Linked DNA regions of Homo sapiens: region 1 is linked to region 2. A link is an interaction called in ENCODE POLR2A ChIA-PET data of the cell type or tissue named here. Cell type or tissue: A673. All regions are shown on one strand. Links, peaks and the distances in the headings refer to the core of each region. The heading gives the core; the rest is flanking DNA. Region 1 overlaps SGMS1 (sphingomyelin synthase 1). Region 2 overlaps SGMS1 (sphingomyelin synthase 1).

Evidence for each region. ChIA-PET counts read pairs that join two places held together with the same protein. Peaks named below come from ENCODE experiments on the same cell type or tissue, not always from the same donor. Only the 100,000 strongest peaks of a DNase experiment are listed, where the experiment ranks them.
Region 1: POLR2A ChIA-PET joins it to region 2 with 7 read pairs; 4 of 35 experiments call an interaction of 5 or more read pairs at or near these places.

What each region holds. Positions count from the first base shown.
Region 1 is chr10:50,424,001-50,439,646 of GRCh38, forward strand. It overlaps SGMS1 (sphingomyelin synthase 1), which reads right to left. Exons shown (of 11, transcript NM_147156.4): 6 at 9,476-9,556. Among named protein-coding and RNA genes, the nearest start is that of ASAH2, 180 kb to the left of the region's middle. RefSeq lists enhancers at 7,847-8,066, 14,225-14,284. In A673, for the core only: no CTCF peak of the experiment used is centred there; a DNase peak (open chromatin) is centred at 8,081; H3K4me3 peaks cover 525 bases; H3K27ac peaks cover 785 bases.
Region 2 is chr10:50,324,513-50,340,158 of GRCh38, forward strand. SGMS1 (sphingomyelin synthase 1) reads right to left here. Exons shown (of 11, transcript NM_147156.4): 8 at 2,693-2,810. Among named protein-coding and RNA genes, the nearest start is that of ASAH2, 81 kb to the left of the region's middle. RefSeq lists an enhancer at 11,739-11,818. In A673, for the core only: no CTCF peak of the experiment used is centred there; no DNase peak of the experiment used is centred there.

The sequences.
Region 1 (15,646 bases), core at 4,567-12,566, 99 kb after region 2:
ACTACACTGAACGCGCAAAGAAACAGGGAGTCAAGAATGCTATATATGTCCAAGGTAAATCATCAAGACAAGTCAGAGCCAGCTGTACAGCCATGTTTGTCTGACCTGAAAGCTGGGACTATTGTGTCTAATACAAAGAGCAGCTAGATAGGGGTGGGCTCACAGATGAGAAGATTGAGAGCGAATGTATCAGACTCCATGTAAATACCTAAAACGTGAAGGAACTAGAGGGCAGTCACAGTCACTAGCCAGATTTAACTTTCTATTTCTTAAAAGAAGGTACTTCTCTATGGCTGAATAAAGAAAAATATTTCTCTAGGTAGGCTTTAAGCTACCTGATGCTTGTACTTACATGAAGATCATTTGAAAATCAATGATTTATCAATAGTATCTTCATAAAAAGTGTCTTTTGCCTGTTAAAAAAAGAAGGTACTATCTATATTAAAATACCTGTCTAAAGTGTTTTAACCTAGGAAATATCCTGGACATCGGCCTTGGCAAGGAATTTATGACTAAGTCCTCAAAAGCAATTGCAACAAAAGCAAAAGTTGACAAGTGAGAACTAATTAAAGAGCTTCTGCACAGCAAAACAATCAACAGAATAAGGAGACAACCTACAGAATGGGAGAAAATATTTGCAAACTACGCATCTCACAAAGTTCTAACATTCAGAATCTATAGGGAACTTAAACATTCAACAAACAAGAAACAACCCCATTAAAAAGTAGGCAAGGAACATGAACAGACACTTCTCAAACAAAATTAGTCGGGCATAGTGGCACATGCCTGTAATCCCAGCTACTCGGGAGGCTGAGGCAGGAGAATCACTTGAACCCAGGAGATGGAGGTTGCAGTGAGCCAAGATTGCGCCATTGCACTCCAGCCTGGGCAACAAGAGCGAAACTCCGTCTCAAAAAAAAAAAAAAAAAAAGGAGAAGACATATGAGCACAGCCAACATACATACAAAAAAAATGATCAGCCATCACTAATCATCAGAGAAATACAAATCAAAACCACAATGAGATACCATTAATCACAATGGCTATTATTAAAAAGTCACACCAGTTAGAATAGCTATTACTAAAAAGTCAAAAAATAATGTTGGCAAGGTTGCAGAGAAAAGAGTATGCTTATCCACTGCTGGTGGGAATGTAAATTAGTTCAGCCTCTGTGGAAAGCAGTTTGGAGATTTCTCAAACAACTAAAAATAGAATTACCATTTGATCCAGCAATCCATTACTGCAAATATACTCAAAGGAAAATAAATCATTATACCAAAAAGACAGATGCATTTATATGTTCAATGCAGCACCATTCACAATAGCAAAGACAGGGAATCAACCTAGGTGCCCATCAATGGTAGATTGGATAAAGAAAATGTGGTACATACATGCCATGGAATACTACACAGGCATAAAAAAGAATGAAATCATGTCCTTTGCAGCAACATGGATGGAGCTGGAGACCATTATCCTAAGTAAATTAATGCAGAAACAGAAAACCAAATACCACATATTCTCACTTATAAGTGGGACCTAAACATTGGGTGCACATGGATATAAAGATGCGAACAACAGACATTGAGGATTACTAGACAGGGGAGGGAGGAAGGGAGGCTGAAAACCCACCTATTGAGTACTATGCTCGCTACCTGGATAATGGGATGAATTGTACTCCAAAACTCAGCATCACACAATCTACCCATGTAACAAACCTGCGAATGTACCCCGGGTCTAAAATAAAAACGGAAATTTTTTAAAAAGCCGTGAATATTTAAACATGTTTTGTAGATCAGGTTGGCAAGAATGAATGAGTCTGACATTTCTCATTACATTAATCTGAGGTGTGCAAGTTAAAACTCTTTTTTTCCCTGAACCTGTGGCAATGTGTATGAAAAGAAAAAGTATGCATCCCTTTAATTATATCTGGAAATATATCCAAAAATATATGTACAAAGATATTCATTGATATATCATCTGTAATAGAGAAAACAGGAAACAATCTAAACATACATCACCAGGATATTAATTAAAATAGATATGATATCATAAAATGGAGTGGTATGTATTAAAAATTACAATATTGATTTAGAGAATGTGCTGTAGCACATTGTTAAGTGGATAAAAATGATTTAATGAAAAACAAAAGTAAAAAAAGATTCACCAAAATGTTAACATAATCTGGGGGAGATTTTCTACTTTCTTTACATTTTTCTGTGTTGCTTGAATTTTCCAAAATGAAAGTATTTTTCGTTTATAAAAAAATGTTTTAAGAGAAAATTAAAATTGGAAAAAAACAACTACCATTAATATGACTCAGGTCTGCCAATATAAATGCAATGGACACATTTATCAACATTAATGGTATTTCATACCTTTAAAAAATCTGGTTGTGCAGTATTTAATAGATACAAGTGAATACAGTTACCTATTTGGTATGAAATGTAGTATTAAAGTCATACCCATGAAGTTACCACCCATCCTATGAAGCAGACCTTACTGAAACATGGCAGCTCTCTGAGTTCACCTTCCCTTGTCTAACTGAGGCTGACAACCATTTCTTTCTGTACATGCTGGACAACAAGTTTGAAAGCCCCTGGTCCAAGATGTGGCTTTAATAATAAATTAACCCTGTGCCTTTTGACATCAAAGTAGAATTGTGGTCAGAAGTAATGAAACAGAAAACACCAGAATTCAATCAGGAAGAAAGGGGAACAGCTAAGTCATACATTGGCTTGACATAGAAACCACTAGTCAGACAGACCTCTATGAGCTATTGATTTCACTCCCTACTCCAAAGCCAGGACTTGTCACTAGTAAAATGAAATTAAGTTGGATTGCCTTGACACATGTCAGGTAGTAAGACACGGAGATCTAAAATTGCGAGAGAACAACTCCAAATTATTCCAAATTGAAATAATGGGAAAAAGCACCCCAATTAACAATGAACTCCATTTCATACATCATAGAAAAGAGAACCACTAACTTGAAGGGAAACAAAAATAATCAAATCAAAGAAAACAATAGAAATTTACTAAGAACTTTGTTGTAATAGTATGTTAAGCACTTTATAACAGAAAAAATTAATGTATCATCTGTGAAATCAAAGAACTTACGGCCGGGCACAGTGGCTCATGCCTGTAATCCCAGCACTTTGGAAGGCCGAGGCGGACAGATCACGAGGTCAGGAGATAGAGACAATCCTGGCTAACATGTTGAAACCCCGTCTCTACTAAAAATACAAAAACATTAGCCGGGTGTGGTGGCGGGCGCCTGTAGTCCCAGCTACTCCGGAGGCTGAGGCAGGAGAACGGCATGAACCCGGTAGGTGGAGCTTGCAGTGAGCCGAGATGGCGCCACAGCACTCCAGCCTGTGTAACAGAGCGAGACTCCGTCACAACAACAACCAAAAAGAACTTACAATGTGTGTCAAAGAAAGAACATATACCCTAAACTAGTGAATGAGTCAGTATAAATTGACTGAAAACTACAAATTGAGAACACAGCAGTCTAGCATGTAGTACAAATTAAATGGCACAGTAAATACAAGCTAAGGAAGGGGGGAAAGAGAAGGTAAGCTGAACTAACCAAAAGCAACGACACTTAACATTTTAAGTCGACATACAACAAAGTGGGGACACTACATAAACAGGTCACTGAGGATCAAAGCACACCCTTTATCAGCACCCAACATTGTCTACCTTGTTGGATAGCTACTTGAATAGACAGCACCCACACCATACTCTTCGATTCCTGAAGGCTGGGTCCAGGGCTTGGGTTATTTTAAACCTCCAGAAATCCACACTTTGACATGGGATATGTTCTACAAACATTTATAGAATTCAAACCTTATTTGAATTGTTAAATTCTGATGAAGGTTGACATCTTCAATGAAGGAGAAAGACAGCAGTGGAACAGTTGATAGGGAACTCTATCCCTCGAGATAAAAAGGAGGCTAAGCTGCGTGTGAATGAGAGAGAGAGAGAATGTGTGTGTGTGTGTGCATGTGTGTGTATGTGTGTGTATTAGGCCTGAAAGAGGGAGGATGGTGCCTAAAGGGAGAAAAAAGAGTAGATCAGTTTAGGCTAACTTATACTGCAGGAACAAAATGTCCTCAAATTTTGGAGGCTAACAATGGAGTGAGGCTTAATACTAGTTCCTGTCTGGCTCCTTGCAGATAAGCTGTGGACATGGAGTCCACTCCATGTCCTCTTCACTCAAAGACCAGGGCAGAAGGAGCACCCCTAACTGGCGCATGATAGTCCCATGGCAAAGAAAAGAGAAAGATGGCAGAGCAGGCCATACCTATTAAAGTGTCTTCTCAGAAATGACACAAATTATTGTCACTGACATTTCACTGCCAAAATAAATCCTAGAGGATTTATTTGGCCAAGCTAGCCATGGGGCATCAGCCTTCTGTAGAGTAGGAGAGTATAATCCTTTCACAGGGATGGAAGGTGGGCAGAAAGGAGCAGCAAGTGTTCTGACAATAATATGAGCTGCCACAAAAAGAATGGAAAATGGCTAGAGCTGAGCTTTCTTCCCCCCGTAATGATAGAAGCTGTCCTGTTATAAAAAGCAGCCCCTCCATTTCTGTGGTACTTTATGCTGTTCTCATAATCTTTCAGATACTGTCTTACTATCTTTACAACTATCCTAGCAATGTTTCAAGGCCTCAGCAGTGCCTGAACTACAACACCAAATCTGGTACTCTCTCACCCACCTTAGGGAAGTCAGCCTTTCAGTCACCTGCAAAATGCAGATAATCCCAGATGCTTCCTAAGAAGACTGTTATGAGACTAAGTACAATGATTAACAGAGGCTCCCCAATTTAGGAAAAGGTTACATCCTAATAAACCCATCATCAAAAATGCATTTACTACACCTAACATACCTAACACCATAGCTTAGCTGAGCCCACCTTAAACATGCTCAGAACACTTACGTTAGCCTAAAGTTGGGTAAAATAATCCAACAAAAAACCTATTTATTCAAGTATTGAATATTGTTTTTAAATTATTGAATACTGTACTGAAAGTTAAAATAGAATGGCTGTATGGGTACTTGAAGTATGGTTTCTACTGAAGGTGTATTGCTTTTGCACCATCATGAAGTCAAGAAATCATTAAGTCGAATCATTGTAAATTGGGGACTGTTTGTATTTAAAACACACAAGCACAGACAGGTATAGTCATGCACTGCATAACAATGTTTTGGTCAACAAGGGACACACAAAAGGCAGTGGTTCCGTAAGATTATATTTTTCCTATACTTTTCTATGTTTAGATACACAAATACTTACCATTTGGTTACAAGTGCCTATAGTATTCAGTAGAGCAACATGCTATACAGGTTTGCAGCAGCCTAGGAGCCACAGCCTATACCATATAGCCTAGGTTTGTAGTAGGCTACACCATCTAGATTTGTGTAAGTACACTCTATTATGTTGACACAACAACAATATTGCCTGAGGACACATTTCTTAGAACATAGCCTCATAATTAAGCAACTCAGTAAATATAAGGCATTACTATTATTAAATTATGACATGCATCCCCAAACTCACTTCTTTTCCAAATTGTCCTTAACTTTTAATTATAAAGAATTTGTTAAAATTCATTAAGTGTAGAAAATAAATTAATGAACTTTCCTTCACTTTTAAAAACCTCTACTCTTATAGTTTTTTCTACACATACACACACACACACACACACACACACACACACACACACACACACACATACTCTTTTCTCATGACTTCAATTACTTGTTTATGTCCTGGTTAGTTTCTTAAATCTCTCAAGAATTTTAAAAGATCTATTCTTTCTTGAGCATTTGGAACTATTTTATTTCTTCCCCAAATAAGAAAAATTAAGAACAATTGAAGCTATTCAGGGTCATTCATTTAAAGTATAACATAGATTCCAAAATGACACCCAACTAAGAATAAATTAAAGGCTTGGTATCAAAGACCCTCTATTTTCTTTTTCTAGCCCTAATTAGCAGTATTATCTTCTTTTCATTCTACTAAACTATAGTTCTAGCCTTTTCCCAAAACATGATCTTCCTCTACCATCTCTGTTCAGACTGTTCCTTTCTGCTCAAACTGTTCCTTCTACCTAGAGTGTCCCCTAAGCACTCCTCCCAACTCTGTTCAAAGGTCTCATCCAGATAACTGAATGAGTGCACCATGATGTTACCAAAGATGTTCATTACAGCACACTTTACAAAAATGAAAAGTTGAAAACAAAAATGTCCAGTAATATGCAACATTATAGACTACGTACACATGGAATGCTATATATTATGTATACATCTACAATTATGTAGATGTATATTTATTGCTGTGGCATCATCTTACTATATTGTCAACTGAAGCCGATTTCAAAACAATAGTAATAACCAGACCCATTTTAGAGGGAAAATAAAGCATGTATCTAATCTCGGCATAGAAAAGTATGGCAGAATACAAAAAAAAAAAAAAGCAATGTTAATTGTTAGCATTTTCACTGCCATGCAAAATAGTTTTGCAAATGCAAAATAGTTTTTGCATTCTAAAGTTCTATCCAATTAGCAATGTTAACTTTTATAGTTTCATAAAAGGTACTTTAATAAAAAGGCATTAATCATTAAATATCTAATCCACATATCATCTGCTCCTGAATCTCATCCCTGATCTAGCCCACTCCTCTTGCCACCCAGGTAATTTCTCTTTCTCTTCTGTTTTCTGAGTATTTTATATGTCTTTTATAATACCTACCACATTCAGTTTGAAATTATAGTTTTCTCTTTTCAGGTTTGATTATCAATTCCTAAAGTGCAATAAGTCTGTCTTATTTGTACTGAAATGTATCGTCAAAAGCAACGAGTCCCAAGTATCTAGTAAACATATTTTTGTTTATATCAACAAACATGAGTTTGTTGATATGAACATAATGCAACGCTATAAAATTTGCGCATCTAAAGACTATACACATAGCATCTCTCTAATGAAGAAATCTTCTATACAAGGGATGTTTGGAAACCACATAAGGCCCATTCTGTTAAGAGAGATGATAATATAAGTCAGAATGTTATATCTATAATAAAATTTCTGTATTAAATTATTATTTCCATGTTTGCTTTCAAAGTACAAAGACACACTTATTTAAATTAAGCCAAAGGTAATTATTTCATAATCCAAAGGCAAGTCTCTCAGATTTTAACCACGAGCTTCCTCTTGAAATGAACACAGATTACTTTTGCAGTAATCCAAGTCCATCCCTGACTCAGCGGGAACTATAAATACCTTTTGTTTTAAGAGGAAATCGGGGAAATGAATGTTTTACAATTATGTAAGTCTGATTCAAAGAACTGACACAAGCAAATGTTTTGAAATATCCAAGGCATTTTTGTAAGGTTCAATAAAAAATGTGTTTTGAGAACTAGGTGGGTGAGATTTAAAGTAAAAACAACAAACACAATCTTAGCTGTTACTTAGCAATTTCAGGGTTCGATTGCTTCCTTCTAAAGGGCAAGTTAGAAAACTGAAGAAGTTGCTTCTAGAAGAAACATTGAGATGTCTGATCTGGTTTCGTTTTTTTCCTCCATTTCACTCCCTAAGATTTTAATCAAGCCAAGATGAACCTTAAACTGCCCAGGTTTTGTTTTGTTTTTACTCTCTCCCTAGAGGCAATTGGGTTTCCATTAAAACTTAATTTTGAATCAAAAGCAAAGCTGCATGGAATGCTTAGTTGGGAGGAATCCTGACTACTTGTCTCTGTAGCACCACTACCTGAAGGAATTTAAGATTTGAAGGAATATGGGGAAGGGAGAGAAGGAAGTTCAATAGGCAGTGAGCAGAATGACTGATCGCCAATACTAGCACTTGGAGATCAGTTTAACAGCCAGAATAGGCAAGCGATGCCAGGGGTCAGTTATGAAGCTGAGTCAACAACTCAAGAAACTGTTCTAAATTCTAAATTGGTTTTGGCATCTATTTTCAATTCCAGAAACAATATGAGCATGACAACTTGAGTTACAGCAAGCACTGACTCAAAACCAAACCTTGTTTTTATTCATCAAATGAAACTCTTACCACCACGGCTGAGGCAGATAATTAAAGAATTGTGGCTTAGAAATGTCTTCACAACAGGAAACCTACAATTAGTGGTGTATTAGAGCCAACTTATACCAGGCCACTAGAACCAATTGTTAAATTCTCAAAATTTTTAGCAAGCTGGTTGTTAAACACAGTCATTATTAAAAGTTAAATTATATAAACAAAATTAAAATAAATCATACTAAAAACAAAGGTAATAAATACTCAAATCTCATCACTTCCTATTATTTTACTGTTAAGCATGCTCTTGAGGTGATTTGTAACTACTGTATCTGGTTGGTAGAAACTATATAATGCTGTGCTACTACATAAGACTTCCCAGCCTCGCTTTCAGTGACTTTTGCTGGTAGTTTAAAATGAGCCAGCCACAGCAGTGGTACTTACACAATGGAAACCTGCAAACATGACAACCCCTCCTTCTGACATTGCCAGCTTGTTAACATCTACCTGCAGATACTACCTATAATGTTAATCACCACAGCTTGGCAATAGGTAAGGAACTTGAGCTGGCCAATCTTTTGAGATAGAATAAAGGCCTATAGATTATAAATCATGACACAAATATAAGGAAGAAAAGTAAATATGATTTATTGTGCCAGTAACTATACTGTGCCAGTCATAGCACAAAGTACTTTCCACAAACTTTAATTTTATGAGAGATAGTATCAAATCCAATATACAGATGAGTTGACTAAGGTTCTGAGAGGTTGAGTAACTACTAAAAAGCACAAGAGCAAGAGTGAGGCCTAGGATTGTCTGACTCAAAAATATATGATCTTTCCACTAAGCTACCCCACTTACTAACATTATTGTTATCACAGTGAAACCAAAATCAACCATATGTAACTGTCAGATAATTAGCAAACATTAATAGCCTCTGATGTACATAAAAGTAGCATACATGAAGAGGGATATGGAGAAGATGTAGACAAAGAACTCAATTTTAATCATATTCACCAAATTTGTTCATATTTACTTCAAAATATGCCCACAGAAAAAAATACGTGAGTGAGAAATGGAGCCCAAGGAAACCACTAGGACCAAAAATATCTGCATATCCTAAGGGTTATTCCAAGCTTAATTTAAATGCTGACCATGTGCAGGGAATTCTCTTAATTCTTCAAATACTTATGCTCTGTCCACCAAATTGACACACTCAACTTAAAATGACACACCCTATCAAGAAAGAAGTACGCAAAATAAGATTTATCAAAGTTAGCATCAATTGTTTGACGTGTTTGGATATTTACTTTATAAAATAGTTTCTCTTTTGCACTCAAGTTAGTTGATTGTGCTATCCTTTTACCATGGTTCCTTAAAGAAAATTTACCCAGTAGTTAAAAGAATTCCAAAAGGCCAAGAACATTAACTTACGGATTATTTAAAAACATTCTGGTCATCTTGGCTTCCTATAAGCTACCAGCTTCTCCCATTGTTCCAGTACAGTTCCATCACCTGTCATAAGCAGAAAGAATCTAATTAGTTACATGTCTCAGAAAGGCCATTTCTTGATTTCCACTAGTTAGTCTCTTCTTCACACACAAGACATAGAAAAGTCCAGTCATCTCTTCTCTTTTTTACCAAAAACAAAAAGGAAAGAGAAAATAGCAACACAGAAAATTACCTTAAGAGAAAAAAAATTTTAAGAGCAGTATTTCCACTATGAAGGATTGGGGTGGTGAACCCTTAAAATTTTGCCCTCCATTATGTTTTCAGGAAGAGATACCTAGTCTGTTTCCCAGGCGGCAACAGTATTAGAGTAACCCACCTTCTCTCTCCATCTCTCCTCCCTAACCCCTTCTTACCTCTCCTCAAAAGTGAAGGATTAATTTGCCTGGAAGGACTAAACGAGACACCAAATGATTTCTTGGCCCTGCTCTGAGCCAGGCAACAAAGGCCTCCCTCCAGTCACACACGCTTTGATCCAACAAAGGCATTATACCAGAACTATGGACACCTAATGCTTAATGATCAGAATTGCTACATTGTCCACATGTCCAGTTCAACAACTACTGGAGGATTCATATAATTCACAGAATAATAAAATATGGCCAGCAAAGGGCCTTCCTTTTTCCAAGAAGAAGTCATTCAGAACAATGTGTTTACTTTTGTTTTTCCATTTCTTAGCATTTTAGAATAAACAGGCTAGAAATAGAACTTTTTGCTTTCTTTCCCTTCAGAGAAGGGCCCCAAATAAAAATACCCGACTTTTACCAGCTAGAATGCAACTATTGCTCATGTTATGTGAAGAACGTGTGGCTCCAAGAAGACAACATTGATAAAACAGGAACCTAAATTAACTTTCATCACCTGAGGCCTCAATGTTAATTCTGAGATGAGATTAATAATTGTGATATGGCTCCATGCATGCACTGAGGTACCATGAGAGGCAGTGTCACCTCAGTTACCTGAACCATAGACAGAAACCTCAAGTTACCCAAAGCATAAAGGGACAGGGCGGTGTTACGGAGATTAAGAAAGGAGGAGATGATTGGCCAGCAGTGGTGGCTCACGCCTCTAATCCCAGCATTTTGGGTGGCTGAGACGGGCAGATCACAGGGTCAGGAGATCGAGACCATCCTGGCTAACACAGTGAAACCCTGTCTCTACTAAAAATACAAAAAAAAAAAAAAATTAGCCAGGCGTGGTGGCGGGTGCCTGTGGTCCCAGCTACTCAGGAGGCTGAGGCAGAGAATGACGTGAACCCGGGAGGCGGAGTTTGCAGTGAGCCGAGATCACGCCACTGCACTCCAACCTGGGCGACAGAGCAAGACTCCGTCTCAAAAAAAAAAAAAAAAGACAGGAGGAGATGGAACAAACACCAAATAAATAAATATAGAGATCTTCTCTAATAATAAAGAAAGAACTTGTCAGCCTCAATAAAAATAGCAAGGAAGAACTGAGGAGTCAAAGATCTAAAAATTATACCCAACACTAAGAGGAACAGATTCATTGGCTAGCTATGGCTTTATATGCCTGGCCACTGACATGAGGCTCTTTACATGAATGAGAAACACAGTAAGGTTTGATACAGGTTTAAAATAAACAGGTTTGAACCCCATCTGTGCTGTTTAATAGCAGTGTGATCTTTGCCAAGTAATTTATTCCTTCTAAGGCTCAGTTTCCAAGTCTGTAAAATACATACAATAATACATACCTTGCAGAGTAGTTATATAACTTAAAGATGATATATGCACTGTGTCCATCATACAATTAGTTCTCAAAAGATTACTGCAATTACTGTGCTCACTAGTGCAACTATGGTAGCAAGACTATTAAATTCATGATTACAATTGCAATTATGTCCATTAAATTCACAGACTCTTTCCTGATGAGACCATTCTGGAAAGAAGTTCTAAATGTAACTTTTGACAACAATATAAAACTTTTCTAAGTTGATCTGATGAAATGTTCAATACAAATCTCCACCTTAGTTGACAGCCTTTATTAACATGGGCACACAGAAAGCTCTAGCTATGTCTTTGTTAGCATTCTTCATATCAATACTGAGCTTCTTTTTTTGATGATGAATTCCTGAAAAGAGGGAATGAATCACTTCCATTAGTGCTAATTCTTCTGGTGTACATTCTAATGCTGGGCACCACATCACAGACTCATAAGCAACAGTATGGATTTGTCAGTTATGTTAAAAACAAACAAACAAACAAACAAAAAAATACAAGATTCACCAGGTGAACGCATACTAACTTTAAAACAGAAGTGCCAGAACTTAATGTCTAAAAAAGTACTCCTTGACCCCTTCCAAGTCACCCTCTTTGGGACTCACTCCAGTGATGCTGACTGCTCAGAATAAGTACTCGTCTTTTACCTTCAGAACCAGTGTGCAATGTTCACAAGAACACGTGTGTCATTACAGTTTAGTTCCCTTTATTTGCTATAATAGAAAATATTTTAATAGATTAGTTCAAAGAATCAAATTCATCCTCAAAGATGGTAATTTAGCACCACTGTGGTTATTCAAAAGAATTATAAGCAACTTCAACAACCAACTTTTTTTTTTGAGACATAGTCTCGCTCTGTCGCCCAGGCTGGAGTGCAGTGGCACTATCTCGGCTCACTGCAAGCTCCGCCTCCCGGGTTCACACCATTCTCCTGCCTCAACCTCCCGAGTAGCTGGGACTACAGGTGCCCGCCACCATGCCCGGCTAATTTTTTTTTGTATTTTTAGTAGAGACGGGGTTTCACCATGTTAGCCAGGATGGTCTTGATCTCCTGACCTCATGATCTGCCCACCTCAGCCTCCCAAAGTGCTAACAACCAACTTTTTTGAACCACCCATTTGGTGGAAGACACTGTGCTCAGCAGTGGGAGTGGGGAAGGGGTTATAAGGTGATTGCGATGAAGTTCATTTAAAAGAATGCAGAACACTGGCGGTATCACTGGAATATAAGCAATTAGTTCAGCTGATGCACTTAAAAAGAACAATCTGGACGTATGAACCCTGGCTGTGATTGTTACAAGCCCAGCACTTCCTAATCGTGCTTCAAATACAATGTTAAGATTCCATAACAGTCATGGGAAAACCTGGCTCCTTTTCTGAATGTTCACTTTACACTCTAGGGCAAAGCTGAGCCTGCTACCCCTGGGTGGAAGAAGACTGGCTGGCATCAAAATCAAGAGCATTCAAGAGCTAATATGAAAATAAGGCTGGAGAAGTTGTGGGAAAAGTTCCTGTGGCCATGAGACACAGTTGTTTGATTCTTAGCCTCTTTCTCCAAATGATCTAGTTTACTAAGAAGAATTTGGGCTTCCTCTATGGGAGACAGTATCCCGTGGCCATGAAAGGTATGTGCGTTGCTGTCACACAGAACTATGTTCTGCAACTAAGCTCTGAAGACCTTGAGCATGTTGTGTAATTTCTGTAAGCCTCAGTTTCCTCATCTATAGAATGGGAGCGATATCAGTACAATAACCAGATGTTGTTATATGGGTTAAAAGACATAATGTCTATACACAATTTAATAAAGTTCATGGCAAACAGTAAACGCTTATTAAATGTTGTGCCATTGGAAAATGTACACTATCCTCATACTTTGGGGGCAATACAAGTACTAGGGTGAAGCCACAAAAAAAGAGGTATCCCAGTATGCTCAACAATGTTCCAGCCCACTTCACTAGGAGACCACAAAAGGGCTTGGGGTGATATCTCATGTAGCAATAAAGGGCAAATTGTCTGCTCTTACATCTGTGCATGTAACTTGGAAGCAAAATGAGAGTGGCAGCAGTATTCAGAGGCTTCTTGGCCAGTGGAAAATTCAGAAATGTTAACACCAGCCACACAGAAACAAAACTGAGTAACTTGCTCAAGATTACTTAGCTAATAAATGGCAGAAGCTGAAATTCAAGCCCACGCAGTCTAGCTTTAGTCTTTGTTCTTAACCACTATACTACACTGTGTCCCTGGCAAAGAGAAGGAACAATAACTAAAGACTAACTAAGACACAGGCCAGGAGCAGGCCATAAAAAAGCAAGAAACAGCACCCTACTGATGTCTGAAGAAAAGAGGAAGATAACACAAGAGTTACTGGGGCAAAAGAGTAAAAGCACCAAAACTGCTAATGATTCTAACCTGAAATTTACCAACACAGCCTTAGCAAGACATCCTAAAAGGATGGTATAGTGAAAGTGACCTGGTTTTGTAATTCAGTGCTTGCTTAAAGAGAATAGTAATCAGAAGACACAAAAGCTGAGAAGACCTCACTTTGGTCCTTTATAGAAGCCACACTATGATGTAGGAACAAATGTCTAGAGAAGAATGTGTCACATACCCCAAATGCCCACTGACAAGGAAGGGCCCCAGCAGCATGAGAGTTGCTTCCAAAGGCAGGGTTTCCTGCTACCTTTTCATTGCATTTCTACAGTAGAGAAGAGGAGGAAAAGCCACTCAGGGCTGTTGAATTCTCTGTAGGTCAGAAGGAAGGAAAAAAGCAGAAGGGATGAGAAACACGCTGCTATTAAGTAGGAGAATGGACAGAGAGGAGAGTAAGGATAAAGAGAAGCCATATTCTTGGCCAGTCTCAGATGTGTCAGACTCTAAAGTGGCCCCCTTGATCTCTGTCTCTTCCTATCTAGGCCTTGCCTAATTCCCTCGCCCTTTCAGGACAGGTTCTGTGACTTGCTTGTAGCCAATAGAATAAGGCAAAAATGACAGGATGTATGTGGGTACATTACATAAGATTGTAACATCTACTCTGCTACAAGTTTCTCTCTTGGTTTTGAAAGTGCAGGCTGCCATTTTGTGGGCTGCCTACTGAGAGAGCCCCATGAGGACAACCTCCAGCTGACAGCAAGAAACCAAGGCTCTAGTTAGAGAGCCCATGAGAAACTGAATCCTGCCAATCACACGGGCTTGGGAACAAATCCTCCTCCCATCCAGCCTCAGGTAAGACAGCAGCCATAGCTGATGCTTGACTGTGGCCTTGCTAAGTACCTTGCTAAGTCATTCCCAGACTCCCGACCCACAGAAACTGTGAGATAATTTTGTGATTGATTAAGCTGCTAAGTTTGTGCTAGATTGTTATGTAGCTATAGATAACTACTACAAAAGGGAGGTGAAGTTCATGTCCCTGATGTCACCACATGTCCTTCTGAGAGAGGAGAGGGGAGAAAGAGGAAGCCCCAAGAGCCAGGGTGAGCAATTCTGCCTCTACATTAGCACACACCCTCCAATTCAGTTCTCTCCAACTCAGACTCAGTTTCCTCCCTTAACACTCCATCCTATTCTTGTCATTTGGAGGATATAATGAAACATATTAGCCAAGGAAATAGCAATCGTATAAATGGCGATCAGGTTCCCTGGCTGGCCTGCAAAAGCTACTCAACATGCGAAACATGACACGTTTAGAACAGTAAGAGAACTGTGACCATTATATGAGCTATATTAAGACCCTATATGGCATACAATAATTTAAACAAAGGAATATTTAAAATGTGATAGATTGGACTTAAACACTGAATAAAACATGTTCCAAGAGACATGTTGGAGACTTGTTGGATTAGTGGTTTTGAGAACTGAATAAAAATTAAAACATCCAATTTTTATCTAAGTTTTTCTAATATGGGCGCCTTAAAAACCAAATGTAAATATTCTTAAATTTTCTCAGCAAGCACCTGTAGCTTTGACAAATCAAGTAACAATCATTCTCAACCACAGAGTATACAGCTAAAACTCACTCAATGAGCCAGAGACCTCTTATCTCAGCAGGCCATCTTTCCAAGCAGAAACTGGTAGGGAAATCCTACCATCAAATAATCTGAAAGCTGAGAAATGCTCATTAGTCTTCTAGTCCCAGCCTCTCAGTTGACAGATGATGACACATAGATCCAACGACTTTAAGTGACCTGTCCAGGGTCACTCAGCAGCACAATGCGGGCCTTCTGTTCCCAGGCTTCTTTATAATCAGACCTACCAAACTTTAGCTTCAACATGAGAGATGAAATCAATGGCATCAAAAATTCTGTTGGGGGAGAAAATAGGAACTAACATTTCATGACACTATAAAGCTCCTACAGTACTTCTAAAAA
Region 2 (15,646 bases), core at 4,753-12,752:
CCAGTGTCACCCTTTTCTGTCTTCAGATACTCGTTCTCAGTGGAGGATTCTAGCCCTTGCCTGACCACTGAATTTCTTAAGCTTGATCTGCCATCCAAGAGGCAGCACCAAGCCTTCGAAGCCTTTCCCAACTCTTGTGCCTAGCTTCAGAAGTCTTTCTATTCCACCTGGCAAATATTCTGTTAACAAGCTAAAATTGAATCTAATTAAGTCTGCAGAGCCAACTTTCTATTCAGAGGAAACATAGAGCGACACAAGTCACTTGACACCACAAAGAAACAAATGGATAAATCCAGAAAGTGGGATATTCTGTAGGACTATTAATCTAATGTCTACAGGCTACTGGTAGAGGGGTGAAAGGAAGAAAGGACTGCTTTAGAATTATAGACTTAAAAGACAGAACAAGTAAATGTAATATAAAGATTTTGGACCCTAATTTATACAAACCAACTGTAAAAAAAGGAAAAGCATTTTAAGACAATCAGGATATCGCATCAACTTGTAATTGCTGATATCACAGAATTACTATTAATTTTGTTGAACACCAATAGCATTATGGTTTTGTACTAAAATGTTCACAGTTTTTAGATGCGTACTAAAGTATGTGGAGGTGAAATGACGTTACCTGGGAGTTGTTTTAAATACTTCAAAAAGAAAAAAGAAAGGAAACAAATGTTGCAAATCTTGATAATTATTGAATCTGAGTGTTGGGTTTATGGGAGTTCCTTATAGCAGTTGGGATACATGTGAAAGTTTTCAGAATAAAAAAGTGTATTCTAAATCCTTTCTTCCAAGAGTCTTATTCTACAAAATTAGATTTTGTAGTAATTAGATTTAATGAGTTTTAACTAGTATTTTTTTCTAAGGTGTGCTAATATTTCACCTCCTACTGTTTAAGATTCTAGTTTCCAGAAGATCCTCATAGAATGAGGGCCCTAGTTGGGATTTCTGGCAACACAATAAATGAGCAACACGTTTGAGTTTGGCTTTTGTGAACAGTTCCTGCTGCTACTTCTGTGTTTACGAAGAAAACCCACAAGCTATTCTTAGGCAAAGAATTTTGGTTAGATATGTTGATGACTCAAGCTGACTATGTAAGAACCAATGGCTCACCAAGTATGGGCTTGCCAGCAACTGGCGGAGCTACAGTAGTCCTCAAGAAGAAACAAGTTTAGAACCAGAGTAGGGAGAAAGGCTACATGGTACGGCCCCTCAATACTGGATCCATCTTCAACATGTGCTTGGCCAGAACCTACATCTACCTACCCCTTGGTAGCAAAATTTCCCAATGCACAGACTTTTTTAAGGAGCTGAATTAAACTTAGGTGAATATCCTAAACTGTCAGTTTACTGCTGAGAACATGCTGCTTATCAAGCCAGGCTCCCAGCAAGAGTCCATATCCTTGGATTTTCAATGACAACAAGATATTCCCTATAACCCAGGAGCTACAGGTGAGTGCTTGAGAGCTTTTACAGACAATAAAAACGATGTGAAGCTGGCTTCTTTGGAAGGGCGAAAGAAACTGCAAGAAGGAGAGTGCAGGGAGGCAGGATGGCTGATAGAGAAGAGTGGAATGTTGAGAACATTGCTTTTGTATGACAGCTCTTCCAGAGGTAAGGAAGTAGTGTGTAGCAAAAAATAAAAAAAATTAAAAAAATTAAAAAATTAAAAAAAGCAAAAAGTTAAGTAAGAAATGAGCTATCTCTGTAGGCACATATGTAAGTTTAGCAAAGAAAAGAGCCACAGGAGACATACAAATTAAAGAGATCCAAAATTTCATATGATCAAATTAAAAATCCAGAGTGAATTTTTCAGCTCTCTTTCCAAAGATTCTATCAAAGAGAACATCTCTTCTGGAGGAACAAAAGTACAAAGCAATGAGACTGAAAGTGTTTGGCTGTTTCACCCACACAGGTATAATGCAAAGAAATGATCTCAAATACATCAGAGTATACTATATTTTCTCCCACCAAAAATCAAGGAGAGAAATTAGCCTCTTTTAAAAATTCATTAAAGAGCTTTAATGTACATAAATATTTTAACAATAAAATCTGCTAATTATTTCACAGAGTTCCAACGATCACCCTAGTTAAAAATTCTTCCAAGGTAAAGGTTAGGAGGTGAAGAGTGTCATTTGAATCTGATGGAAAGGTAGAGACAATAAGAGAGGAATAAAGTTTATTTTTAAAAAGACTTCTTTGTTACTAGAGAAAATCAATAAGGCAATATATTACCCCAGAGAACAGTGATCTTATTTGGCTTGGTTGAGGACTGCAAGGAAATAGGAATACTTTCTCTTCCTGGCTCTGCTGTAGGGATTAATAGAAAGAAGGAAAATGGAAAAAATGTCACTTGAAATCGAGCTCTCCCTCCGAGGGAGAGGAAGCATATAAAAGCTTCTGGATGCGTGTCAAAGAAATGAATGATATTTTAACAATTTGGCAGGAAACCAAAGAACTACACAAAGCTTAACTGCTTCCAACACACATTTCCCCAGTTGGGAGGCACTGGCAGGGCTTAGAGATTCTGGGAAGGGTGGGGCTGCCTGGCCATATCATTTAGTAACATTCTCAGATAGAGGAGTGACTCCACTGTATTCTGAAGAAACGTTTTCCTGCAACCTCACTCAAAGGACCCCAGGGCAAGACAAGAAACAAACAGAAAGCGAAATTACAGCGAGGAATAGTTTACCTTCGGAGAACAGTTGAAATGCATACCAGGTACTGGGAGTGTAGTTACATACATTGTAATACACCGATACAGGTACAGCGTGCCAACTATGCAGAAAAATCTTCTGCTAATAATAGACCTAGAAAAAGGGAAAAACAGGGCAGATTCTCAGTCAAGAAATTCTGTAGGTTCATTTACTGTAATTTTTCAATGACTCAATAAAAACAAACCCCAAAAACTACTTGAGAACTTGAAACCAGAATGTTGTAACTATGGCTAATACCAGATTAAGACAAAGATTTTGAGAATAACGTTGTGTGGTGCTTTTTAAAAAATATATTAACTGGCCAAAAGTGCTTAAACTGGTTTATATTGCTATTAATTAGGCTTCATGAGGCCTTAAACTTGAGTTGACGTTCAACTGTCGGACATACAAGTGGAGCCCACGCTGATTGGCCAGAACCCACTCAGTATCTGTGGTTAAACATTTAGTGAGTATTTTTGCTGTCATCAAAGGAAGATCTTCAGAAAATCAGAATGATATTAGAATGAGAATTTAAAACTTTTATGCCATTTAATGAGTCAAAGACATTAAACAATTTTAGTTGTACATCCCAGAAACTGATTCTCTGAGGCAACATGATGCCAAGAACGAACCTATGGAAAAACAGCATTCAATCTCATCCCATTCCTTGACTACCACTGCAGCTTGGGATGCACATTTACTTCTCTGAATCTCAACTTCCTAAGAAGTAAAATAGGGGTAACAACATTAGAAATGATGTCTGAAAAATTCCTACCATATAGTAGGTACAAATGGTAGGTATCAAATGTATAGATTAAGTAGATGAATAAAAATATAAGCAAAAATTAGAAATAGTTTTATTATTATTAGGTTCTAACAAAATTATTTGATATATACATGTAGGTTTGTATCTATCTATATACATACACATGTATATTGAGTTAGATAACGTCTCCTAATATAAAAATTCCATGTAAGTTTGTTCAACTTAACCTCATTAAAGTCTGGTGTATTTTTGAACAAGAACATTCTTTCCCTCTCTACCTCTCTCTTGTAGTACCACAGGCCAGAATCATGTGAGTAACCCTGTGGGTCTCCTCTTCCTTAACCTTGTGAGGAGTTCAGATTTTCCCAAACAAGGAAAATTTAGAAACAGTGGGCAGGTGTTCCTCTTAGGATCTTGGCCATTCAATCATTATAATCATACAGTGTAGCTCCAGTCTTATGCAGGATGGGCATACCTACTGAGGTGTACTAGCCAGAGGAAAATTTGTTTCATGTGTATTTTCTGTTTTAAAAAGAGAAACAAAGATATGTCACTTGTGTGATTAAAAATTAATTTTAAAAAACCATACAATTATACTAGCATTTTATCCACATCTGCACAGCCCATGTATGTTACTTAGGTTTTATGAGTAGAATTTGGGTGTTGGTCTCTTTACCTAGATTTAAGAAACTGGGTCAGAATTATTTACGATAGAAGCCATCTTTGCTTATTTTCTCTTAGTCAAGCTGCGTATGCCTCCTCCAGAGACATGAATTTATTCAGCATAAAGCTGTCTTGGCAATCTATATGCCTCTAATTTCAAGTAAAATACAAAGCACAATTAAATAATATAAAGAGGGACGATACTAGAGAAGAATACCAGCCTATAAATGTCTTTGCCAAGAACACCAAAAAAGAAATACCAAAGTAAATTCTACATTGTAAGACATAATGGTCATCTTTCTTTAAAAGAAAATGCCCTCCTTAGCCATCCTGCTAAAGTGAACAGAAATTATTTGCAATTTCACTTGAACTATACAAGAAACACCTAAGTCAGCACACTTTCAAGTCTAGATCTGCTGAACTCTTTAGAGGAAGAAAAATAAAATTATTGCTTTTGCTAAAGATTACTATCTTAAAATCACTTTGCCTGATTATTTTATGATGCACAAAAGGTACACATACTCACACACACACCACCCCAATAACTATTTCCATATTTCAAACTTGACTTACATGTAAGTACCAACAGAAGTGATTTCAGAATTATTTAAAAATCTAAGAATGAGGTATAAAAAGATGAGAAAAGACAAATACATAAAATTGTTTTAATTAAAATACTGAAGATTCAGTCACATTTACTATTTGACTTAAAGTGAAAGAGTCAAATGACTTTGAAAACTGAAATTTGACCATTTCCATGTGAAACTGTCAATGTTAACAATAAGGTGACAAGTTAGAAGTGGTTGTTTTTAAGAATTTTCTGCTCTTTGGCATTTAATATTTTTGAAATTAAGCTTAGAATGTCTTTGGCGTATAATGTTAAACAAGGATTTTCTACAACAAACTTTAACAGAGGATAAAAGTGTTTCAAGAAATTGTATGCACTTCTGGGCGTTCACTTCCTTAATCAAAGAATTTCATACACTTAGAATTCTTATTCACTTAAAGGTTTAAAAGTTCAAGATGTGCTTTACAAAAACTCACAAAAGAAATGTTAATGAGATATTGCTAGAAATTAAGCAGATGCCAACAAGAAGATGTACAGTACAATTTTCAAAATCACAACGGTGCTCCCCTCACATGGGATACACCTCTCCTTCCACATTCAAAAGAAGCCAGTTTCCCATCTGCACACACTTGGCAAGGACTATCATTTCAGAGTCTTGTGTTTGGTCGCGTTTATCTATTTTTCTCCCAAGTGTTAGAGCACTAGGCTCATTATTACTTTTTCTGAGAGAAAAGGAAAATGTATCTGTTCAATTTGATTATAAGGAAATATGAATAAAAGTGTTAACATTTTATAGATCATTATTAAGACTTACTAGAATAGCATGTTATGTCAAGTACATGCTAGTATTTTATTAAGCTTTTTTATATTCCTAATTTTTAAAAACATTGCTCAGAACTTGACTAAATACTACCAGCACTAGAGTGTTTTTGGCATTTGGTACAATGATCTAAAATTCTGAAGAAAGGTCAGGCATGGTGACTCACGCCTGTAATCCCAGCACTTTGGGAGGCTGAGGCAGGTGGATCACTTGAGCCCAGGAGTTCAAGATCAGCCTGGACAACATAGCGCAACCCTGTCTCTACTAAAAAACAAAACAAAACAAAACAAAACAAACAAACAAAAAAACATTAGCTGGACATGGTGGCATGCGCCTGTAGTTCCAGCTACTCTGGAGGCTGCAGTGGGAGGATCGCCGGAGCCTGGGAGTTAGAGGCTACAGTGAGTTATGACTGTGCCACTGCACTCCAGTCTGGGTGACAGAGTCAGACCTGTCCCTAAATAAATAAATAAATGAAAAGGGGTTAAAAAAAATTACTATAGTGGAAAGTAAAACTAAAATACTGGAAAAAGTTTGTTTTCCCATGAGTTGTCTCTTTCAACTAATCCACAGTAGGAAGACATACACAGCTCTTTCAGTGCCCAGACCTGGCCTCCTAGCTCTTTCTGGAAGCTATTAGCTTTTAGAGATAAATAGGACTTGACAATGGTGCAGTGGAACTAAGCAACAATTCAAAACTAAGAGGCAATACACAAGGGAGAGCACATGTAACTAACACAGAATTGGGAGACTCAAATCTCTGGAGCAGTTATGGAAGAGTAATGATTCAGGTCTCTGATTAGTGATTCCAGCTGTAAAACATGAACGGACAGACAATACATCACTGAGCTGTATCTTTACATAGATGCTAGTTTTACCTTTAACAAAGGCTCACCTGGTGCCTTTGACCATCTCAATTAATTTCCTTAGAAATTAGCTTCCTCAACAGCAAAAGGAAGAAAAAGACATCACTTTCTTATGAATCAGAGAAATGGGTGACAAAAAAACTGGAAAGGCCATGAAATAGCACTAAGAATGGGCATCAGAATAGTCATATTTTTCTTAATATATAAGGTTGAAAAATGAAATAATTTTGTTTAGAGCCAACGACCACACTACTAAAAAACAAAGTTTCTATTGAGGTATTTCCCCAGGCATGGTATTACCAACAGCAATTGTTTTGCCAAAGTTCTCTTATATACCAAGCTCTGTGTCATTTACTTCTTAAGACCACCTGGCAATGCATGGATATGATCCTTATTTTACAGATGGGAAAAGTGAGGTTTAGAGAGTTTAAGCTGAAATATAAACAAAACAAAAATATTCAGGAAACTGCATCACATTGTGTAAGAAATCTGAATTTTGAGTATTTACAGCTGAGCCAACATCCCATCCCATTTCAGCCACATTTCAAAATCTACTTAATGACTATATTAGTAAAGTACTGAAAAAATTATTCTAGTATCACATAGCTATCTAAAATTACATGTGTCCATTTTTCATTATTTTTTGTAGTCTTGTGCCCAGTTAGATTTGCTTATTACCACCTCGTATGTTAAATCAGTCATCCTGAAATGTCATCCATTTCTCAACACTCTATCTCACCTGAACATCCACAGTAACCTTCTTTCTACCTGTTGTCCTTAACACCACTCTTGCCTCCTGCTATGGTCTGAATGTTTGTGTCTCCTTCCCCTCAAATTCCTATGTTGAAACCTAATCACCAGTGATTAGATCACAAGGGCAGGGTCCTCAGGTCTGAATTAGTGCCCTTATAAAATAGACAATAGAGGTGGGCTCACCCTTCTGAAATGTGAGGACACAGGGAGAAAGCGCTATTTATGAACCAGGAACTTGGCCCTCACTAGATACTAATCAGCCTGCACCTTGAGCTTGGACTTCCAGCATCCAGAATGCTGTAACTCACCCAGTCTACGATATTTTGTTATTGCAGCCTGAACAGACTAAGGTAGCTTCCTAAAATCCATTCTGTTTAGAACCGCCAGAATCATCTATTTTGAAACAGTTAAACAGGTATGTCCCTTAAAGCCCTCCAATGGTTGTCAAACTCATTTTAATAAAATCCAAATCTTTTCCCAAGACCCTGAGGCCCTATATCTGGCTACCTCCCTCTAGCCTGCCCTCTGGCCACCCTCCCTATCATTCTCCAGGCTCTATCTCAGCCCAATGACCTTGGGGCTCTTTGAACACAGCTTGCGAAGTCCCTCCTGCCTTGAGTAGGATCTCTGAGCCAGCCATTCTCTCTGCCTGGATTCTGCCTTCTCCTGGGACACTTGCCTGTCACTGACATTCCATTCAAATGTCATCTCTCAGAGAGGTCCCCTACTCTAAGGAAGCCCCTGCTCCTCTCTATCCTATCCTTCTATTTTAATTTCTTTACAGCCCTCCTGACAACATTCTGCACCCCCACATTCCCATATTCTGTGGAAGCTAACTAACTCCAAAGAAATTCTAAAACCTGTTTCCTTAATTCCTTGCTACAGCACCTGGATTCCCTGGATTGTGACAACTCCCCTCATAGCTTTCTTCAACTCCCTTCAACATGACATCTCCTTTTTTTAAGTCTTTTTTTTTTTTTTTTTTTTTTTTTTGGTGAGACAGGATCTTGCTCTGTCATCCAGGCTGGAGTGCAGTCGCATGATCATGGCTCACTGCAGTCTCCATCTCCCGGGCTCAAGCAATCCTCCTGCCTCAGCCTCCTGAGTATCTGGGATCACAGGTGCAGGCCACCATGGCTGGCTAATTTTTAAAAAATTTTCTGTAAAGACAGGGTCTTGCCATTTTGCCCAGGCTGGTCTTGCATTCCTGGGCTCAAATGATCCTCCTGCCTCCACCTCCTCTGTCTTCTCCTAGATGTGAATCCCACTGCCAAGGGCAAAAAGAGCCACTCATTGTTCCCTAAACACAAACTCAATTTCTTGCTTTTGCCTGTCAATTTCTTTCTCTGGCCTCTCACATGATTATGTCTGCTATAATCCTATGCATCTACCTCATGGCTTCCAGATGTCCCCAACTGGACAGAGCCACTTCATCCTCCCAATTCCTTCAAATTTTGTTTCTACTGTATGGTATTTTTTAATAGTGAGACTGGAATCACCATTACCAACAAAAATGTCTCACGTCTCACCCCTTTTGTGAGAAGACGCTCTTAAGAAGACCTGTGCTTTCTTGTCTTTTAGTCCCAGGGAGACTTATGATGGTACCTGTAATATGACTGGCAGTACCAGCAACACTACACAGTTTTGTGCTCTAGAGCTTTAATTCTTATTCTCTCTGAAGTCCTTTTCTACTTCTTTCTACAAATGTTTGTTGCTTAAACCCTTTTATGTATCTGCCAGAGTTACTCTGCCCTGATGCTCACTATCCCTTCACTCTGCATCCTTTCTGCATTCATATTTTTATTCAAAACACTTGCTGAGATTGCTCCATTATCCAACCAGGACTGCAAACCCCTGGAGATTGGGGCCTGTGAGTTCTGTATCCTTCTCTCTTCTTTCTAGTCTCATTGTCCTGTAAGGCCTTTCCACCCATCACAGCCTCAGGTATCTCAATGGCTACAGACTCCATTTAGGAAAATCCAGGGCTTAATTCAGTACTTTAGGAGAGAAAATTCTAAGGAAAGGTTAGTAAAACAAATGAAGAGCAAGACTAAACATGGTAGAACAGACAAAATAATCAAAATAAATGCTTGCCTGGGAGATTTAGAACTCATTTAATATTCCTAGGTACCCATACAGGGTAGATGGCACAGTTCATGAATCAGGAAAATGAGACATACCTGTGCACCAGTCCAGAAATGTGTCTGTACATATACTATGTGTTTTTGCTTTTTAAAATCCAACTCAAACAAAATTCACACCTTTGTTACTAATTATTTTAACAACATTCCTGTTTAGCATATACCATTATCCCATTTTACAGAAGGGGAAATTGTATGAGGAATTTAAGTACTAGCCTGGAGCCAGAGAGTAAGTCAATGACAGAGTCACAACAAAACCCAGGTCTTTCAGACTTTGAATCAGCTGCTCTTTTTGCTAATGAAATTAAAATGTTACTTCCTGACTTATATACAGGTTGTAACAGGAAGTAAAGAAAAAAATGCTACCCTATAAGACATGAACAAAAACATCAACACTATCTACTTGAGATAGTTATGTAGAATTAAAATCAAGTATCCTCCAGAAACTGCTAAATAAAATTGTAGACAAAAGGTGTTAGATTTCTGTGTTGGTATTTTAGGCTGTCAACAAAAATAATGTATGTATATATGTGTACATATATGTGTGTATACATTAGTGTATATATACACAGAATACGAATGTGTATATGCATACATGTGTGTTTGTGTGTGTGTGCGTATACACACCCAGATCTCCTCATTTCTTCCCATCATCAAAACTTAACCACCTTGAGTCACATTGTTAGGGGCTTGCTTAGTCACAGCCAGCAGAACTGAACAATTAATGTTTACTCTTGGGCTAAGGGATTATCCTTAAAAGCAACACTGTTTTTTTAACAGGGGGTTTCTGAAAACATAACAGACACATCACCAGCAGTCACTAACATTTATTGAATTCTAGGCACAGTAACTAGCATGTGCAACACTTAATAAATTTTAGTGTCTATTAAAATTCACACAATGAATATACATGTGCTATTCTAAACATGCGGAATACAGCAGTGAACAGAATGGACAAACATCCTGGCTTGTGGTGCCTGTGTTCTAGTGAAAGAGGCAGACAATACACAGGTAAAGAAATAAGTAAAATATAGAGCATGTTAGATAAGTGCTAAAGGGTAAAACTAAGTGAGAGTCTCACTGGGGGAAGGGAGGTTAGAATTGGGGGCTAAGTTGGTCAGAGAAGGTCTACCTCTGTATGATGGGTCAACAAGGAGGTTATCTGTGGGAGAAAATTCCAGAGGCTTGTGTGTGTCGGTGTTTGTTGATCATCAAGGGAGTACAGGGCATGAGGTCTGGGAGGACCTCGTAGGTCACCATATGAGGACACTGGCTTTAATGCCATATGAGGTGGAAGAAGAGAAATGTACTAAAAGCCCACTAAAAGGAAGCAAGACCAGGTAATAACCTAGGTAAAAGATGAAGGTGGTTAGACCTATGCCAGCAATAGATGTGGTGAGGAAGGTCAGAGGATCACTTGAGTCCAGGAGTTCCACACTACAGTGAGCTGTGAGCTATGATCATGCCACTACACTCCACCCTGGAGGATGAAGTGAGATCTCATCTCAAAAACAAAACAAAACCCAACACATTTGGGCTGAGCACTGGGAGGAATGGAAATGCCACTGGTGGGCTTGGGAACCAGGAGGATGCCAAGTACTCTGTCAAGTGCTTTATGCATATCATCTCGTTCAATCCTCAAGACAGCATTATAGAAACTATAATTTTCATTTTGTAGGTAAGGAAACAATGCTACTACAATAGTCAAGTAACTTGGCCAAAGTCACTCAGTCAGCAGGCAGCTGTAGGGATCTAAATCAAGAATGATCTTCCAGTGTAAGACTGAGTATAACCACATGCTTCACCACCACAGTCATGGCACCGACAGGCTGGTGGGACACAGATGTGGTGACTTCTAAATCAGATCATGAGTAATTAGACATCCATGATGGTTTGTTGAGAGGAGGGAAATAGACAATCCCTGGGCATGCTGTAAAAGAGAAGGCCAAAATGATACCATTTAGAAATACACATGTACACAGAGTACTCATTTATGAGCACATGCAGAAAAATATCAAAAGTTATATGAACCCAAATATGAGCATCATTTATCTCTGGTGAGATGATAATTTGGTTTGTCTTTTTGTTTATCCTTATCTTCTAATCTGCCTACAAGTCAAATTGCTGGGATTACTAACTTTAGAGAAAAATCTACAATTTCCCTATAATTCCTATGGCTCAGTCCATTATTTAGGTCATGAGACCTAAAATTGTAAATTAGAAAAGGTAGAAGCAAAGAAGACCACCAGTTCACCAACATGAGAATGAAAGGTGAGGCACAATCTGGGACTGAATCCATCATCTAGCCTTTAGAGTGTCCTTCCCCACTCCAAAAAAACTGCCCTCGGTAAACAAAAAGAAGACAGAGGAGGCACAGCGAGGCCTGCAAGAGGCTAGGAGATCCAGATGATCTGGGAAGAGAAGGGTCAGAGAAGGTCCCCAGGAAAGGAAAGAAAATGGGATCTCAGCTCAGGCTCTGAGCCTAGATAGATAATAGGTCAGAATCAAGGGAAGAGAGAAAACGTACTAGAAACAGAAAGTAAAAGAATAAGGTTGGGCATGCCTAGTCAGTGGTCTTAAGTGCAGAAACGTGACTGAAGTTGGTAGCAAAGGAAGCTTTATCAGATTAGTAGTGAGTAGGGCCCATTCCACACTTAGAAGGTTCCAGAGCTAGGACAGAGCTAAGGGCATTTTCTACAGTCTATGGGGAACTGCAAAAATGGACGGCTATCAAAGTTGGCAGATCCATCCTGAAACACATGCACGTCTCCCAGATGGAACCCAACACATAAAATATATAATTAAAAAACTGAACTCATTTGTTTTTATTCTGTCCTATGCACGTGGCATCTACAACACTAAATCTGTTAAAAAAAAATACATCTCCAAAGGACAGATGCCTATAATACCAGGAAATTTATAGACTGGATGTATAATGAAGAGCCTTCAGTGCCCAAAATATGCCACTGTAGGATTCTGGGCAAGTCAATAGCTTCTCCAAGTCTCAGTTTTCTTCACTGAGAAAGGAGAATAACACTACTTGTTTTAAGGGTTGATTGTATCAAATGATACAATACACATTAATGCTTACTACTCTAAAATCAGTTAGTTTGGAACCTGCCTCTTGAATAGGATAATAATTTTTGACATGGATTAAAAGGAACAGAACAAAACAGATTTTGAGTAAGCACATAATTGATGCAGCTACATGTGTGGAGGGAATAGAAAGGAGGGAAAGAGGTAATCCCTGAGCACCTACCTTGCTTTATTGCTGGAGATAAATATTACAGCTTATCAGAGAATTAAATAATGGGTAAGTATCCGAAAAAGCACCAGTAATATGAGGGAATTTTGTCCTCATGAGTTTCATACATGGATGGAGTTTAGACAACACATTTTCAAAAACTGAGATGTCACTCTAAGAACAAACATTTCCCAGAATATAACCCCCATTCAACTGTTCTGCTCGCTGCTATATCCATAGCACACAGTCCCCAATAATTTTTGGTAAATAACTAAACATAAAAATGTTCTGAAGCTCCATTAAAGACTACAATTATGGTCCCACAGTATATGGCTAATATATAGTAAAGTGAAATGACCTTAAGAAAAGGTTCTTCCGGAACTCAGAAAATAAATTCTATTGAATAGAAACCTCCCCCTCCAACTTCATATCAAATGCTCTTTATATCAAATGCTTTTAAGAACTTTAATCACAACCATCGAAGACATAAAAAAAGGGAAAAATTGTTGACAGTGTCTGTGGGTCATAAACTACCTTTGGGAACAGAAGAGGAGTTAAGTAGTTTGATTCAATCAACTTAATGTGAAAAGAAACACTGATGGGATTAAAATAGGGTAAAATGAAAGATAAATGTTAGTGGAGAATCTAGTCTATTGAATAAAACACAAACCAAAAACAGATTAGCATCTGACAAAAGCAACTGCCAATCAGTACAAAGATTATGCTTGGAAATTAGATTCCATTCACAGAAGAGAGGAAAATGCTATAGAAATAATCTCTTATGTTGGCTGATACCCACTTAACAAATAAGGCCCCCAAAAGGCTTATCAAAGGTTAAAATACAAAAAAAAAAAAAAAAAGTCTTTCCCAAAGTGACCTCCAAACATGAAATACAGAATGTTAGTAAACTTCTAAAAATCCATCCTAGTTCTCTCAGCATATAATCCCAGAAAAGCCATACTGGAAAGTTGTATCTGTTCATTCCTGCAGGATTAACAAAACCCCTAGAAACAGTTCTAAAACTTGATGCCATGGCAGGTCCCAAGCAGGATCTGTGGTCATCATTTTTCTTCTTTACTTCCTTCCCTTTTGGCATGGGATCAATTTTCAGAGAAAATTGTCACCCACTAAGTGACCATTTCCATTTTACTAGCCTCTCTACAAATCAATGCAACTGCTTATGCCAGAATGTTTTACCACTAAGCTCTCTCTACCCCTGACCCCAACCCATAACCCAACTGTCCAATGGTTTCTTTTCTTTCTTCAAATCTTTTCACCACCAACTGACTAATATACCCTGTGACATCTAATTTCTCCTTATACAACTGTCTTATGCTATTCCTTTTAGGCAAATGTCTGACCCAAAAGAAGCTATGGTAGAAAACACATATCAAGATATATACCTGACTTCATTTCGCTCGGAAATAAAATATATTCAAACAAAGTTGGAGATTTCCCCAAATTAGTAAATGCTATTTCCCCATCAAATTCCATATACAAATCAAGGATTCACAGAGACCCCCAAAAACCTCCTATGAGAAAGATACTGCAACAGAAGTCAGCCCTGTCATTATAAAAGATTAGAAACTATAAGTGTCATGGCTTCTAGAAAGAGTTCAGCCCTTCTCATTACCCTTCCACAAAATTTATTCACTAAACAAATGTTAACTGAGTCTAAGTCATGATCATCTTCTACCTGGACTACTGCAATGGCATTTTTTTTTTTTTTTTTAGAGTTTCACTCTTGTTGCCCAGGTTGGAGTGCAATGCTGCGATCTCAGCTCACTGCAACCTCCGCCTCCTGGGTTCAAGCGATTCTCCTGCCTCAGTCTCCCGAGTAGCTGGGATTACAGGTATGTGCCATCACGCCCAGCTAATTTTGTATTTCTAGTAGAGATGGGGTTTCTCCAAGTTGTGAGGCTGGTCTCAAACTCTCAGCCTCAGGTGATCCACTTGCCTCTGCCTCCCAAAGTGCTGGGATTACAGGCGTGAGCCACCACGCCCAGCCTGCAGTGGCATCTCAACCAGGCCCCCTGCTTCAACTCTTGCTTCCCTAGTCTCTGTAATGCAGCCACATTCTTTTAAACACCAGTTTCATTCTTTTAAAACACCAGGTTTTTCATATCCTTCTCCCCTAATGGCTTACTGCCACATTTGAAATAAAATCCAAACTCCTTATCCATCCATGGCTCACAAGGCTAACACCTCACTGACCTCCTGCATCAGGGTTCTCTCCCAGCTAACTCAGCCACATGGACCCTTGACCGTTCCTCAGGTAAGTGCCAGAACTCTGCACTTTCTGTGTCTCCTGCATCAACTACTCTTCCCCAAACACATGCATGGTATTCACTCTCATTTGATTCAGATGTCTGTTCAACCATCTTCTAATCAGAGGAGTCTGGTTTCCGATCATTCAATCTAAAGTACCAGCCTCTCCCCACTCTCTCCAACACTTGCAAGCCCTTTGCACTGCTTTATTTTTCTCCATCACACTAGCCAATATCATATATTCATTTACTGCCTCCCTTACACTGGCCAGAATATAAGCTTCACGAAAGCATCAGGATCCTTTACTCAGTGGAGCATCCCCAGGGTCTATCGGTGCCTGAAATATGGTATACTGCTTAATAAACACTAGTTGAATGAATGAATGAATTTCAGGTAAGCACTTTGTATGTGCCAGGCACTGGGATAGAAAGGTGAATGATGAATAGGGTCTAGTTCTTCCCCTTGAGGAACTTACAATTTAGCAATGAAGGAGACATATATACAACTAATAGAATGAAATGTGATATGGGCTTAATGTGTTTGAGGAAAACTGTGGAGTGGAGTAGCTAGAGATAAGGCAGGAGAGACTGGGACCAGATGCTGAGGGCCCTTGAGCTTCAGGCTAAGGAGCTGGTTCTCCATCTGAGCACCCACTATGGAGTTCTAAATAGAAATGGAAAGAAGAAATGGATCTAAAATTAGAATGGAAACAACTTAGTGACTATCTGGATAAAAGGAACTGAGGAGTTCTAGGTTTCTAGGAAATGCCACTGGCCAGATACGAGGAAGAAAAAGTTGGAAGAAAAATATAGTAAATCTGGTTTCATGCAAGTTGAGTTTGAGGAACCTATGACCACCACA